3 separate regions of the Homo sapiens genome follow, and regions 2 and 3 are each linked to region 1. A link is a contact called in ENCODE Hi-C or POLR2A ChIA-PET data. All regions are on one chromosome and are shown on one strand. The core of a region is the stretch at or near the end of the contact, and the rest is flanking DNA. Distances in the headings are between cores, read along the strand shown.

What was found. Hi-C counts contacts between places; a loop is a spot of excess contacts on that map. ChIA-PET counts read pairs that join two places held with the same protein, here RNA polymerase II (POLR2A). Pooled maps may share reads with other maps.
Region 2: a pooled map shows a loop between it and region 1 (10-fold over the local background). The contact joins the enhancer-like site here to the promoter of ABCD2 in region 1. A Hi-C loop is called at or near these places in 6 of 37 single-sample maps with no recorded cell type and 8 of 50 pooled maps.
Region 3: a loop to region 1 is called in a map of OCI-LY7, with 4 times the contacts of the local background. The contact joins the promoter of LRRK2 here to the promoter of ABCD2 in region 1. A Hi-C loop is called at or near these places in 4 of 168 maps with a recorded cell type or tissue (B cell, GM12878, OCI-LY7 and 1 more), 19 of 37 single-sample maps with no recorded cell type and 15 of 50 pooled maps. POLR2A ChIA-PET finds 5 or more read pairs at or near these places in 1 of 52 experiments (OCI-LY7).

Annotation. Positions count from the first base shown.
Region 1 is chr12:39,617,781-39,622,103 of GRCh38, forward strand. It overlaps ABCD2 (ATP binding cassette subfamily D member 2), which reads right to left and starts at 2,023. Exons shown (of 10, transcript NM_005164.4): 1 at 897-2,023. The coding sequence starts at 1,835. RefSeq lists enhancers at 1,425-1,504, 1,815-2,334, 3,564-3,643.
Region 2 is chr12:38,769,559-38,773,881 of GRCh38, forward strand. All of the region lies in intron 7 of CPNE8 (copine 8), which reads right to left. Among named protein-coding and RNA genes, the nearest start is that of CPNE8, 130 kb to the right of the region's middle. Within about 2 kb of position 2,578, at least 4 of the 41 ENCODE cell types and tissues checked have a DNase peak (open chromatin) inside an H3K27ac peak, as active enhancers do.
Region 3 is chr12:40,222,082-40,226,404 of GRCh38, forward strand. LRRK2 (leucine rich repeat kinase 2) reads left to right here and starts at 2,916. Exons shown (of 51, transcript NM_198578.4): 1 at 2,916-3,201; 2 at 3,474-3,559. The coding sequence starts at 3,051. It overlaps LRRK2-DT (LRRK2 divergent transcript), which reads right to left and starts at 1,741. Exons shown (of 9, transcript NR_186757.1): 1 at 1,578-1,741. It overlaps LINC01779 (long intergenic non-protein coding RNA 1779), which reads right to left and starts at 2,822. Exons shown (of 1, transcript NR_186584.1): 1 at 995-2,822. RefSeq lists a silencer at 2,682-3,041 and an enhancer at 4,240-4,323.

The DNA.
Region 1 (4,323 bases), core at 773-3,272:
TGCTTGGTGATTGACATGCCATCTTCAACAGTAGAATACTTTATTTTATTCACCAAGTCATTTAAATTAAGATTGCATTGCCTTCAAAATTTCTGTCATTTCATATTCTGAAGTTACCTTCATGCACTGTTAGTATGTATAATTGGGCTAATTGTTTTAGGGATCTGCTTAATGTTGAAAATCTTTAATAATTAAAAACATTCTGAAACTCCTTTTGTACTCCTCATTTCTTCTCTAATTTCAGCTTTTTTTTTTTTTCAAAGCTAGACAAAATTTCATTTCACTTCCTCTTTTCATTTTGTCAAAGTACAGTGCTGAACATGAACTAAGAGTAGTAGAAATGCCATTTTGTGAGACACTCTCCTACGCTTCTTGGGAATGGGGATGCTCCATATTGATCAGACATGCAAAATTGTTAAAAATGTCTTCTATAAGAAACCCTGGCTCTTCCCCCCTCTTGGACAACAAAGGAACAACAAAGAATATCATTCTAAATTTTCCATTTCAGTGGAAATATGTTTAGTCTTAGTTTCTAAATATATATTTTCTTCTGGTAGGTGCTTTAGGATGACCTACCAAGTTGGGATTTAAGTTTTAAGAAAATGCGTTAGAAATAATTCTGAGCATATTTGAGTAACTGAGGCTAAGTAGACTTTTTTAGAGTGTTGCAAATTTTATTCTTCTGAAACTTTAGAAAAGTTTGCACCCTATAATCCTTTAACTGGTTACAGTTAAAAGGGGTAATGAAGCATATATTTTAATTCAGGTTTAGATGTCAGAGGAATCTAAGACACTAAAGAAGTGGGTCCATCGACAGGACAACAGATGGTATCTGGCACTGCAGTGGCAACTTGAACAGTTTCACATTTCACCCATCACCTTAATTTCTATCTTACCTTATGTCCTCTGTAAAAGGCAATTTCTTCTACATTGGCTATAATTCTCGAGTGCACATACCGCAAATAGCCTTTTCTATGTGCTTCCTCTGCCACCAGTTTGCCAAATTTGGGAGAACAGGCTTTTAACACTTTAGCAGTGGCATACACCACAAGTCCTGCTAGTAGGGTGGGCCCAATTGGGCTTGCTCCTCTGGATGTAGCAGTTTGAATGAGTGTATAGGAGGTCAGCATTACATCTAAAATAGGTTTGGTCAGATTGGAATACAAGTGAGCCACAGATTGGGAGAACATCATAATATCCTCCGTAAGAGATTGGTCAGGGTTTGCCAGCCTCCCATCCATATTGATCACTTTATAATAAGTCTGATTTGTAAAATAGGTTTCATAGGCGTGGTCTACTAGGCGAGTTCTGAAGGCCAAAGCCAATTTGCATTCCAGGTACCTTATTGCACTGTTGACGAAGGTAGCAGGGATGGCAATCATAAGCCACTTGATTAATTTGATGATGAAAGTCCGAGGCTTCTTTTCCACAATGCTTTTCACGATTTTTCCATCCAGACCAGCCACATAGATAGAAAGAAAGGTTCTTGAGATTAGAGCCACTGAGTGCAGGCAGAGCCACCCTGTTTCAGTGGTCACAAGTTTTGGAAACAAAATTTTCCGAAGTTCTAGTAGCTGTTTGAAGAAATCTGCATTCACTCCAGGCGAAGGTTTTTCACAAATGGTCTCGGTGCAATGCAGTATTTCTGTGTTCTCTGCAGCAGGGTAAGCTGCTGCTTTTTTCTTCCCGTGGCCAGATTGCTTTAAACGCTTGCCAATGATGGGATAGAGGGTTTTCAGAGCATATGCCGCAGCCACCAGGCAGGCAGCCCTCTTAGCAGCACTCGATCTGGTCCATTTCACTCGATCAGCTGCTGCATTTAGCATATGTGTCATTTTCCCAGTTACCCAAACCGGCTTCCAAAAGAATTCGTTTTAAAAGATCATGCTTCACAGAAATCCCCAGCAAATGTTTTAGAAAGTCCTACAGCGTCCCATAGTCTGCAGCGTTTCTCTTCCACTGTTGTGTTTTTAATTTTGTTCTGCTGTGACAGATGCAGCAGAGCTCAGACTCCGCTGCATCTACCGGGAATGATTCTCTCAGAAGCTCAAGCTGCACCAAGCTCCTCCCTCCCAGGCCCCTCATTGGCTGTGAGGGCGGTGGGACCTTGGAATCCTCGCAGCTTCCCTTTGAACCTTGAAAATGAGGAGAGAGCAAAGCGAATTACATCCTTCCTTAAACAGGAGTTCAGAGAGTTAAAATGTCTATTTTTGGAGAGGTCGAATCAGGCCATCTGCTGGCGAACAAAACCGGCTCTAGCTACTGAGCATGCTCAGTGTCACTTAGAAACCCACAGAAGTTTCAGAATATACATCACTTCGGTAAGATTTCAGTAGATACCGCAAACAGAAGAGCAAGCAGAAAGGGAGATTTCCAAGCGAACAAAACCGGCCCTAGCTACTGAGCATGCTCAATGTCACTTAGAAACCCGCAGAAGTTTCAGAATATACATCACTTCGGTAAGATTTCAGCAGCTACCGCAAACAGAAGAGCAAGCAGAAAGGGAGATTTGCAAGAGTTTTAATGAGACGAGGAGGGAGAAGGAACCACGAAAATGAGGGAGGAGGGACAAGAGGATCAACATAAAATGAATATGAAAAGGATATGGAATGAATCTGAAACGGATCAGAAAAGAAAGTGACAAGTGGGAGGGACACCGGAGAATGCCAAATATCAAATACACTTGGATCTGTTTTTCACAGATCCCCCCGGCTTTTTTGGGGGTCTGATTTCACAAAAGGTCTCAGAACCTAATAGACAAGTTGTAATCGAGGGTTTCCCTTGTAAATAAATAGGATAAAAGTCTTCCGTGTTACAGAAAATAATTATTTGCTATGCCTCTAGCCATTCTCCCTTTTTCCTCTGCATCCTACTTGTCCTTATGCTAAAAATCTTCCAGCCCCATAACTGGAGATCTGATGTACTCATATTTATTTACAAGGTGACGACTATTAAATAAATGAGAGCAATGTTTCATGTTTACTACTCCCATGTGTTAGGTAGTTTTTACTTGGAGTGGGGTAGCACTTATAGTGAAAGTTTAACCATTTGGGAATTCAGCTGGTGTTGGATGGTGGAAATAGCTTCTCTAGGACCTTACTTCATTTTTCAAGAATGCTTTGTCTTTTGCAGGTTTCTGCTTTGTTTGTTTTGTTTAGCTGTAGAGATAATCTACTGGCTACTTCCTATTTCCATTTGGTTATTTGATAAAAACTAAGAGTCTTAAAATTCTTCACATCCATAATGGAGGATTTAAATTGTTCAACAGTCAAGGACAATTCTGCATATTTTTGAAAATGTAAAAAGCTTTTTTTTTTTTTTTTTTTTTTTTTTTTATGAGACAGAGTCTCTCTCTGTCACCCAGGCTGGAGTGCAGTGGCACGATCTCAGCTCACTGCAGCCTCCGCCTCCCAGGTTGGTGCCTCAGCAGCCCGAGTAGCTGGGATTACGAGGGTGCGCCTACCATACTTGGCTAATTTCTGTAGTTTTAGTAGAGATGGGTTTTGCCATGTTTGCCAGGCTGGTCTCAACCTCCTGGCCTCAAGTGATCCACCTGCCTTAGCCTCCCAAAGTGCTCGGATTATAGACGTGGGCCACCACGCCCAGCCAAGAGCATTTTTTAAGTCAGGGCTGAGTATATTTTTGGATATGGAAAAACCATTTTTTTTGCTCTTCACTGTCCCCGCCCCCCATCTCATTAAAATTCTCGGAAATCTCCCTTTCTGCTTGCTCTTCTGCTTGTGGTATCTACTGAAATCTTACAAAAGTGATATATATTCTGAAACTTCTGGGGATTTCTAAGTGACACTGAGTATGCTCAGTAGCTACAGCCAGTTTTGTTCACCAGCAGCTGGCCCCCAACATACATACACATTTCCAGTCAATTAAAAGCTTAGGAAAATATGCATCAAGCTAGAACAGAAGTTGGCAAATTACAACTGGTGGGCCAAATCTAGCCTGCCACTTAATTTTATATGACCCTTAAGCTAGGAATGATTTTTACATTTTTAAAGTGGTTGAAAATACTTCAAAACAAGAATATTTTGTCCTGTGAAAATTATATAAAATTCTCATTTTTGTGTTTATAAATAAAGTTTTATTGGAAAACAGTCACACCCATTCATTTACTCTCTGTCTATGGCTTCTTTCAAGCCACAGTGGTGGATGCAACAAAGACTAAAATATGTACTATTTGGCCCTTTATAGAAGTTTGCAAACCTCTGTGCTAGAATATAAAACCCATCTCAGCATTAAATGATCTTCATTACTGAGTTTATCACAAAGAACTATCCTCACTTTCATAAGTAACCATATTCTTAAAAT
Region 2 (4,323 bases), core at 1,328-3,827, 850 kb before region 1:
GAGAATGGCTTTCTAAGAACATGGGGACATTCCAAGGACATTGTTCTTGCAGAAAAACATTACACTTTAACACATTTCTCCCAAAGCACCTGGACCAAAATATAAACTTCCAAGAAACATTCTGTATACTTACAATGCATAATAGATAAATGAAATGTGTTTATTTCAAATAGATTGTGAATAAAACATCAGAGGTGTATTATTATAAAAGCATGAATTTTCATAGGCTCACTGGTAAATGTAATACTAAATTTAATTTTTCAAATTATATCCCTTAGGGCTTGCAAAATGAATAACTGATTCAAAATAAAGATTTATTTCAATGAAGAAAATTATATAACCTTAGGAAAAATAATGTTCTTGCAATTACTCAGGTTAACAACTTAGCAGGGATTAAATGGTACATTTGTATTAAGCACAAAATACATCTTGTTTGAGAGGAAAAGTATTTATATACTTTTAGAAATACACTAGCATCACTGCAAAGTTTTGTTTTGTTTTGCTTTGTTTTTATGCCTTATGCTTAATGTCACCTAATACATTTTTTAAGACCTCTCTTTAATACTCCACATATAAGGACCATTCTATTGCATAAAGCCACTTGGATGTTTCACAGGCACTTCTAACATATTCCAATCTGAACATCTAACGTCTATCCATAAACTTGCTTCTCCTATAATTTTCCCAGCTCAGTTAGTGGCATTGTCATTCACTCAAGTGCCCAAAGAAGCCATCCTTGACTCTTCTATTTTCCTGATCCTTTATCCAGTCCACCACCAGTTGCATCATTTACCTCTAAAATTTTGCTCAAATCTTTACTTTGGCTCTGCTGCCACCACCTCAGTCCAGTTCAATCTTATTTCTCACCCAGACATGTTCATTGACATTTATTCCTTACTCCCACTTCGACTCTTTGATGTATCCAATCCATTCTCCATTCAGCAGACAGAATAAAAGTCTTGAAACATGAAAAATTCATGTTGCTCACAACTTAAAATGCTTTAAGGCTTTCCCTTGCATTTAGGAAAAATGCAGAACCTTTAACATGGTCCGCAAAGGCCAACATCTAATGGGTTCTGACCAGCCTTTTCCACCTTCAACTGGCAATGTTTTAGCTCAATCAACTCCCACTGCTCACCCCTGGCCATCTCACATCGGACCCACACATGCCTTTCCCACCTCAGGACCTTATACAGCTGTGTCTGCTGGAATTCTTATCCTTGGGCTGGCAAACACTACTCCTTCTTTAGGTCTTAGCTTAAATGTCACTTTCTCAAAGAGGCCCAGTGATTCCCCCAAGGCTTAATATAAATTAGATCCCTGCTGTACTCTCATAATATATTTGAATCACTTGTCACATATCATGACATATATTACCTGCATAGTCAGCCGACTAATGTCTCTCTTTCCCACAAACTATGTGTTCATTAAAAACAAGGACCAGGTTTGGGGGTTGTGGTGTTGTGTTTTGTACTGTTTTTTTCTTGCCATTCTATTCTAAGCATTCATTCCAAGGACATAATAACATTTTGTAAACACTGTTCAATCAATCAATAAATAAAAACAAAAAATATACTTTATGAAAAATTTCAAGCTACTTTTAAAATACTACATAAAAGGCCAGGCATAGCGGCTCATGACTGTAACCCCAGCGCTTTGGGAGGGCAAGGGGGGCTTGGATCACTTGAGTCTGGGAGTTCAAGACCAGCCTGGACAACACAGTGAGACCACATCTCTATCAAAAAAAAAAAAAAAAATTAGCCAGGTGTGGCGGTGCCTGCCTATGTTCCCAGCTAGGAGGGAGACTGAGGTGGGAGAATCACTTGAGCCCAGGAGCTCAAAGCCTGCAGTTAGCCAAAATTGTGCCACTGCACTTCAGCCTGGGCAATAGAGTGAGACCCCGTATTTAAAAAAAAAATACTGATTGAAGATACACTCCCAACATAATTTCTAAACTACATTAGTTTTTACTGTGGCATTTAATTAAATATAAAATTTGCATTTGAATAAAACTGTATCAAAATAAGTTGAGATAATTAGGATTATTACACTACAAATAAATATTTGTATAAATTTATGACCTATACATCCCTTAAATGCTACCATTTCTTTCCTATAGAGTATCCATCTAAAGGAAGAATTAATAATATTCCCATTTTTAGAAGAAAACATAGAGCCTTGTGATATTGGCCTTGGATATTATTTCTTGGATATGATACAAAAGCATAGGCCACAAAAGCAAAAATACACGTGGGACTGCATCAAACTACAAAGCTTCTGCTCAGCAAAGGAAACAATCAACAGAATGAAAAGGCAACCTACAGAATGGGAGAAAATATGCTGTGGTTGCTATGACTTGTTTGTCCCTACCAAAGCTCATATCGAAATTTGATCACCAGTGTGACAGTGCTGGGAGGTGGGGCCCCATGGAAGGTGTTTGGGTTATGGGTGTGAATCCCTCATAAATAGGTAGGTGCTGCTTTCACAGTCTTGAATGAGACTGGATTAATTCTCTCAGAATGAGTTCATTCTATTAAGAGTGGGTTTTTATAAAGCTAGGGTGCCCCTCAGGTGTCCCTATGTTCACAAATGTCTGCTTCCACTTTCACTTTCTCTGCCACAATGTGAAACAGTATGAAAGCCCTTACCACAAGCCAGTACCATGCTCTTGAGCTTCTCAGCTGGTAGAAGAGTGAGCTAAATAAACTTCTTTTTAAAAATAAGTTACCTACTCTCAGATATTCTTTTATTGCAACACAAAATGGACTAAGATACTGTATACTATAAAGGTTAATTTCCAAAATATATAAGGAACTCCTACAAATCTTCAAAAATACTGCAAAAACTAAAAATAAATAAAAATAAAAAATAGAAAATCAACCCAATTTAAAAATGGGCTAAGAACCTGAATAAGCATATCTCTAAGGACATACAAATGACCAACACACATATGAAAGGTGCTCAACATCACCAATCATCAGAGAAATGCAAATCCATACAAAAGATTAGCTCACGCCTGTTAGAATGCCTACTATCAAAAAACAAACGCAAAAGGAAGCAGTGTCAGTGAGGATGTAGAGAAAAGGAAACCCTTGTACACTGTTGCTAGGAATGCAAATTAGTGCAGCCACTGTGGAAAATAGTAGGAGGTTCCTCAAAAATTAAAAGCAGCACTACTGTATGATCCAGCAATCCCACTTCTGGGTATATATCCAAAGAAAGAGACTGAAATCAGTATCTTGAAGAGATATCTGAACTCCCATGTTTATTCTAGCATTATACACAAATAAGTCAAGATATTGAAGCAAATGAAGTGTCCATCAACAGATGAATAGATACAGAAAATGTTTTATATATATATAAAATTTATACACACACACACACACATATATATGTAAAACAATGGAATATTATTCAGCCTTAAAAAGGAAGAACATCCATCCATTTGCAACAAGATAGATGAGCCTGGAAGACACTATATAAGTGAAATAAGACAGCCATAAAAAGATAAATACTACATATTGTAACTTACATGAGGATTCTAAAATAGTCAAAATTATAGAAGCAGGGAGTAGAATGATGGTTTCCCGGGATTGAGGGGAAGAAGAAACTGGAAGGTATTATCAAGGAGCACAAAATTTCAGTTATGTAAGATGAATAAGTCATAGAGATCTACTATATACAGTATAGTACCTATGGTTAACAATACTGCACTGTATATTTAAAAATCTGCTGAAAGGGTAAATCTTATGCTGTTTATTATCACAAAAATATTAATAATAAATAAGCAGGGTAGGGGGAACCATTGTAAGTGACTAATATATGACATTGATTGTGGTGATGGTTTCATGGGTATATACCTGTCTCCAGACTCATCATGATGTATACATTAAATATGTCCAGTTATTTGTATGCCAATTATACCTAATAAACTGGTTTAAAAAAATTGTCATTTTACAAATGCATAACTTAAAGCTTCAACAATATAACCTCACTCGGCTAAATAGTGAAAAAGGTAAGACTAAAATGTAGGTGAGCTGACTCTAAAGCTTATGTTCATTGTACAAGTTAATAACTGACAACTCGTTTTAAAGAAAAATGTAGATTTTTATGATGTTGTAGGTGAATTAAAATGATTGCATTCAACATTATAAATAATAATGCCCAATACTTTTAATGTTCCCTAAAGTATAAATTTAAAAAGCATTGATTCTTCTGAAGTAACTATGAACATTTCTTTGAGTACACTTGTGCATTCTACTATACTAATGTAGTAATGAAATACTATTTCAAGTTTATTAGTATTAATAATGATGCTGATGA
Region 3 (4,323 bases), core at 1,666-4,165, 610 kb after region 1:
GCATTGTTTTTTATTACTTTGTAGAGAATTGACATATTTTTGAATTTAGTTTTCCCATTAATTAATGTGATATTAATATTTATTCATGCCTTTTTAATGCCTTTTAACAGAGTTCAATAATTTATTCATAAAGGTTTTGTAAATATTTGTTAATTTATTTTCAAGGTTTCCCTTTCATTGTCATCATACACACACACACACACAATTGCACTTTATGCTTGTGCATCACTCATGTTTAGGAACACATTTTTTTTATAATGATGACATTAAAAAATACTTATTGGTCATTCAAAATGAATTTCCTTTTCAAAACCTTAGTTTATTATTTTTTTTCCTGGTCTATCTGTGGCGTAATACCCTCCTCCCAGTGATTTGTAAGAACTTTTGAAAGTTGAAGGCAAATTGTATTTCATCATATGTATTTCAAATTTTTTCTTCCTGTTTGCCGTTTGACTTCTAGTTTCATTATTGGGTATTTTTTCTTTGACTGCAGAAAATTTAAATTTGATGGAGTCACATATACTACCCTTATGTGATTTCTTTTTTGTTTTTATGTTTCCTTTTTCAAGATTATATAACTATTAATTTATATTTTATTTTTGAAGTTATTTTTATTTAACTTTTTAATCTATTTGATGTTTGCTGTAATTAGTAATGTCAGTTTTATTTTTTTTCTTTTCAGGAAATTAGCCAAATGTTCTAGCACCATTTTATTCTCCACTGAACCCTGCTTCCATCATAAATTCATGCCTTAATCTTCATTTTCAGTCTTGTTAACTACTTGAAGAGTTGATAAATCTTGGAATTTCAGTCAATCAATTAAACATTTTTGAAAACTAAGAGAATACTTTACCTTAACACTGCAGTAGTTCATGGGAGAATGCTCCCAACAAATAATTCATATTTTCACACTGTCTACTCACAGTCTGGCCAATATAGAGTAGATAATAAATAGGCAATAGATGGATGAATGAATTGTGGAAATTAGGAGACATCTTTTAATTTAGATTTATTTTTCTTTGGAAGGGAGGTAGGTTTTAATTTCTTGCAAGGTTGTAATTCAGTAGAACAGGAAGGGAGAAACTAATGCAGAGGAACAGAAGGAATGCATGAGATGGAGAATGCCTAGAAATGTTTGAGACATTGATTAAGTCATCAGAAATGGAAACAAGTTTAGAAACAACTTAGAAAATAATACACTGTAGGTCTGATAAATATTGTAAGATTGGGAGTTTTTTGTTAAATTATGGAAAATTTTATATAGATACAATAGTAGAACAGACCACATGAACCCATCTCATATTATCTTCAACAATTATCAATTCAAAAGTTGTTATCGTTATCTCTATCTCCACACATTTCATCTTTTCCTCCACCACTGGATGACTTTGAAAGAAATCCTAACCATTTCAACTATAAATATTTTAGCATGTCTCTGTAAAAGTTAAAGACTCTATAACAACAAGACATAGACCCAATATCCAGGTTGAGTAGGAGTTTGCTATCTTACTAATCTAATGTATTAACAAAGTCTAGAGCATTCTTATTAAAGTGGTAGAGCATGAAGAACCTTCTACCTGGAGTTAGGAGATTTGCTGGGTTGAAGTCCTGGCTCTCAACTTCCCACCTGTGTGACTCCAGCAAAGCTCTTCACTTCTCAATTCCAAATCTCAATTTCCTCACTAGTGAAAGAAGGATACATAGTAGTAGTTGTATCCATTTCAGAATTGTCATCAGGATTGAAGTAACAGATGTGAAAACAAAACTAAAATTGTGAAGTAGTAACTTCCAGTCCAATCCTCTTCTTTGTAAGTGATCTTGAGGACAGACACATCACCTGAAGGATAGATCATCTTTGCCTAGCCTTGTCTACAATGTTCTTGCTAGGTTTCTTTTCCTAAAAACACATTACTTAGGTACTTAACAGAACAAACAAACAAACAATCAAAAGACAAAACCAAAAAACTTTGGGGTTATAGACACCCATACTCATAAGTATTTCTGAATACCAAGAGAAGAGTATTTAGGTTTGCTTCTCTCAACTTTTCACCTTTCATTTCATGTACCCTGTCCTTTGTCTCAGCTCTAATAGCTCTGAGAGCTGATTACTTTTCGGGTGTCCCAAGTATCAGGATCCTGCCTAGTGCAACTCAAATTTCCAAAAGTTAATTTAGTGGCCTTTTGGTGACCAGAGCTTCAGATAACTCACAGGGAAACAATGTTTATTTCCTCTCCCACTAACAGTCACAAAAAATCATAAAAAAGAGTAGCGGGGGCAGTTTTGATGGCTAACCCCTCTTTCCATCCTTTGGGGGAAAATTGCTCATCTCCCTATAGGTGGAACTCTAAAGACAATGTATTCCTAAAAGGGGCCATCTGGGCGGTGTCCTCTTTTCCCAGCGCCCTGATTTCTATTCTTAGATCTGGAGATAGGCGGCTTTCATTTTTCCTGCTCCCAGTTCCCAGACCTTCCGTGGGGCCGCAGGATCCCCGGCTGGCGGGTCGCGGAGGGTGGCCGGCCGGGCTGCGCACTGCGCGCCTCCGCTGCGGGGCTCCGGGCCTGTGGACTCAGCGGAGTCCGCTGAGTCAGTTTCTTCCCGCGCGACTCCCGGCCGCGCCGCCGCTGCGGTGGAATCTGGTCCCAGGAGGCGGCGTCCGCCCGGGGTCCGGTCTAGGCGTGCGTGGGGGCCACGGTCACGGTCATCCCAGCCAGGCCCGGCTCCAGCAGCCCCACGGCCGCCGCCAGAGTTCTGCGCGGCCCGTCGCCTCGGCGGAGCCTCTGGCAGGCCCCTGAGCTCGTTTTTGGGGCCTGAGTGGGGGAGGAGGAAGCCGAGCAGGAGGGCTCCGGAGAGGGAGGGCAACGCGGGGCGGGGAGCTGCCTCCTTCCTCATAAACAGGCGGGCGTGGGCGCCGATGGGGCCCGCGGGGAGCGCTGGCTGCGGGCGGTGAGCTGAGCTCGCCCCCGGGGAGCTGTGGCCGGCGCCCCTGCCGGTTCCCTGAGCAGCGGACGTTCATGCTGGGAGGGCGGCGGGTTGGAAGCAGGTGCCACCATGGCTAGTGGCAGCTGTCAGGGGTGCGAAGAGGACGAGGAAACTCTGAAGAAGTTGATAGTCAGGCTGAACAATGTCCAGGAAGGAAAACAGATAGAAACGCTGGTCCAAATCCTGGAGGATCTGCTGGTGTTCACGTACTCCGAGCGCGGTAATCACTTGAAAATAAACTGTGCTTTTATTTTTGCAAACTTTCTCCCCCTCCTTACATTTGCAAATTTTGTCCTCCTCCCCTTGACCCTGCTCAAACCCGGACTCTTAAGGAGCCGCAAACTCCCATATCCTTTCCTTAGGGCAGAAAGCAGCTGAGAATTTCAGGAAGGTCTTCACCTTTTTGACTTTTCTCCCCGTTTCAGACTAAAAAGGAGAGGGGGTGCTGTGGATTGTGACTTTGCTTCTTTTCCCCACCCACTTGTTTTCCAGCCTCCAAGTTATTTCAAGGCAAAAATATCCATGTGCCTCTGTTGATCGTCTTGGACTCCTATATGAGAGTCGCGAGTGTGCAGCAGGTAAAGGCATTGTTTTCACTTCAACTCATTCTCCCTTCTGTTTGGAAGGAGACGTTTTACTGGCAATGTTAATATAGCCGAGAGTTCTTGGTTATTCCCAAAATTTGGCTTGAGGAACCTCTGACTGTGATTTTAAGATGGGAATATTGTTAAATCATTACGCAATGTAAACGGGATGAAGAGCCCCAGTATGTGTTCCCTGAGTGTCTTTAAGAAGTAACTTTATAAAACCAACAGTATGGATGGTGGTAGAAGGAGGATAAAAATGGGTTCGGTTTTAGTCTCGTTATTGGCAAGATGAATTCATTAGTGTTTAGACTTGACTATTCCAAGTATCTTCCCAATACAGAGCATGTCCTAGATGAGAAGATTATGAATAGTTTGGAAAAGGGGAATAATTAATAGTGATAAAATGCAACTTTGTCACTAGCAAACTCTTGTAGAGTTCAGCACTTTTTAAAATTCAAAGATTTCTAGCCTTTAGTTGTAGTATACCTTGTAGTATCTAAAGAAAGTGATGTCTTATGAGACCCTCATAGTTTGCAACTGTTGTCATATAAAATGCATGTAGAAGTGAAACTTTTACAATCTGTACCATAGGAAACCCAGAAATTTGCTATGTATCTTGGATTTTTTTTTAAAGGGGGCCTTAAAAATGGTAATTAAGAATGATTTACAGTCAAAACAAAATTATAGGCCAAGGTGATAACTTCCTTCGGAGCACTTAGAGATTTGGGGAACTGAAATCAGTTTTGTCATCTGCA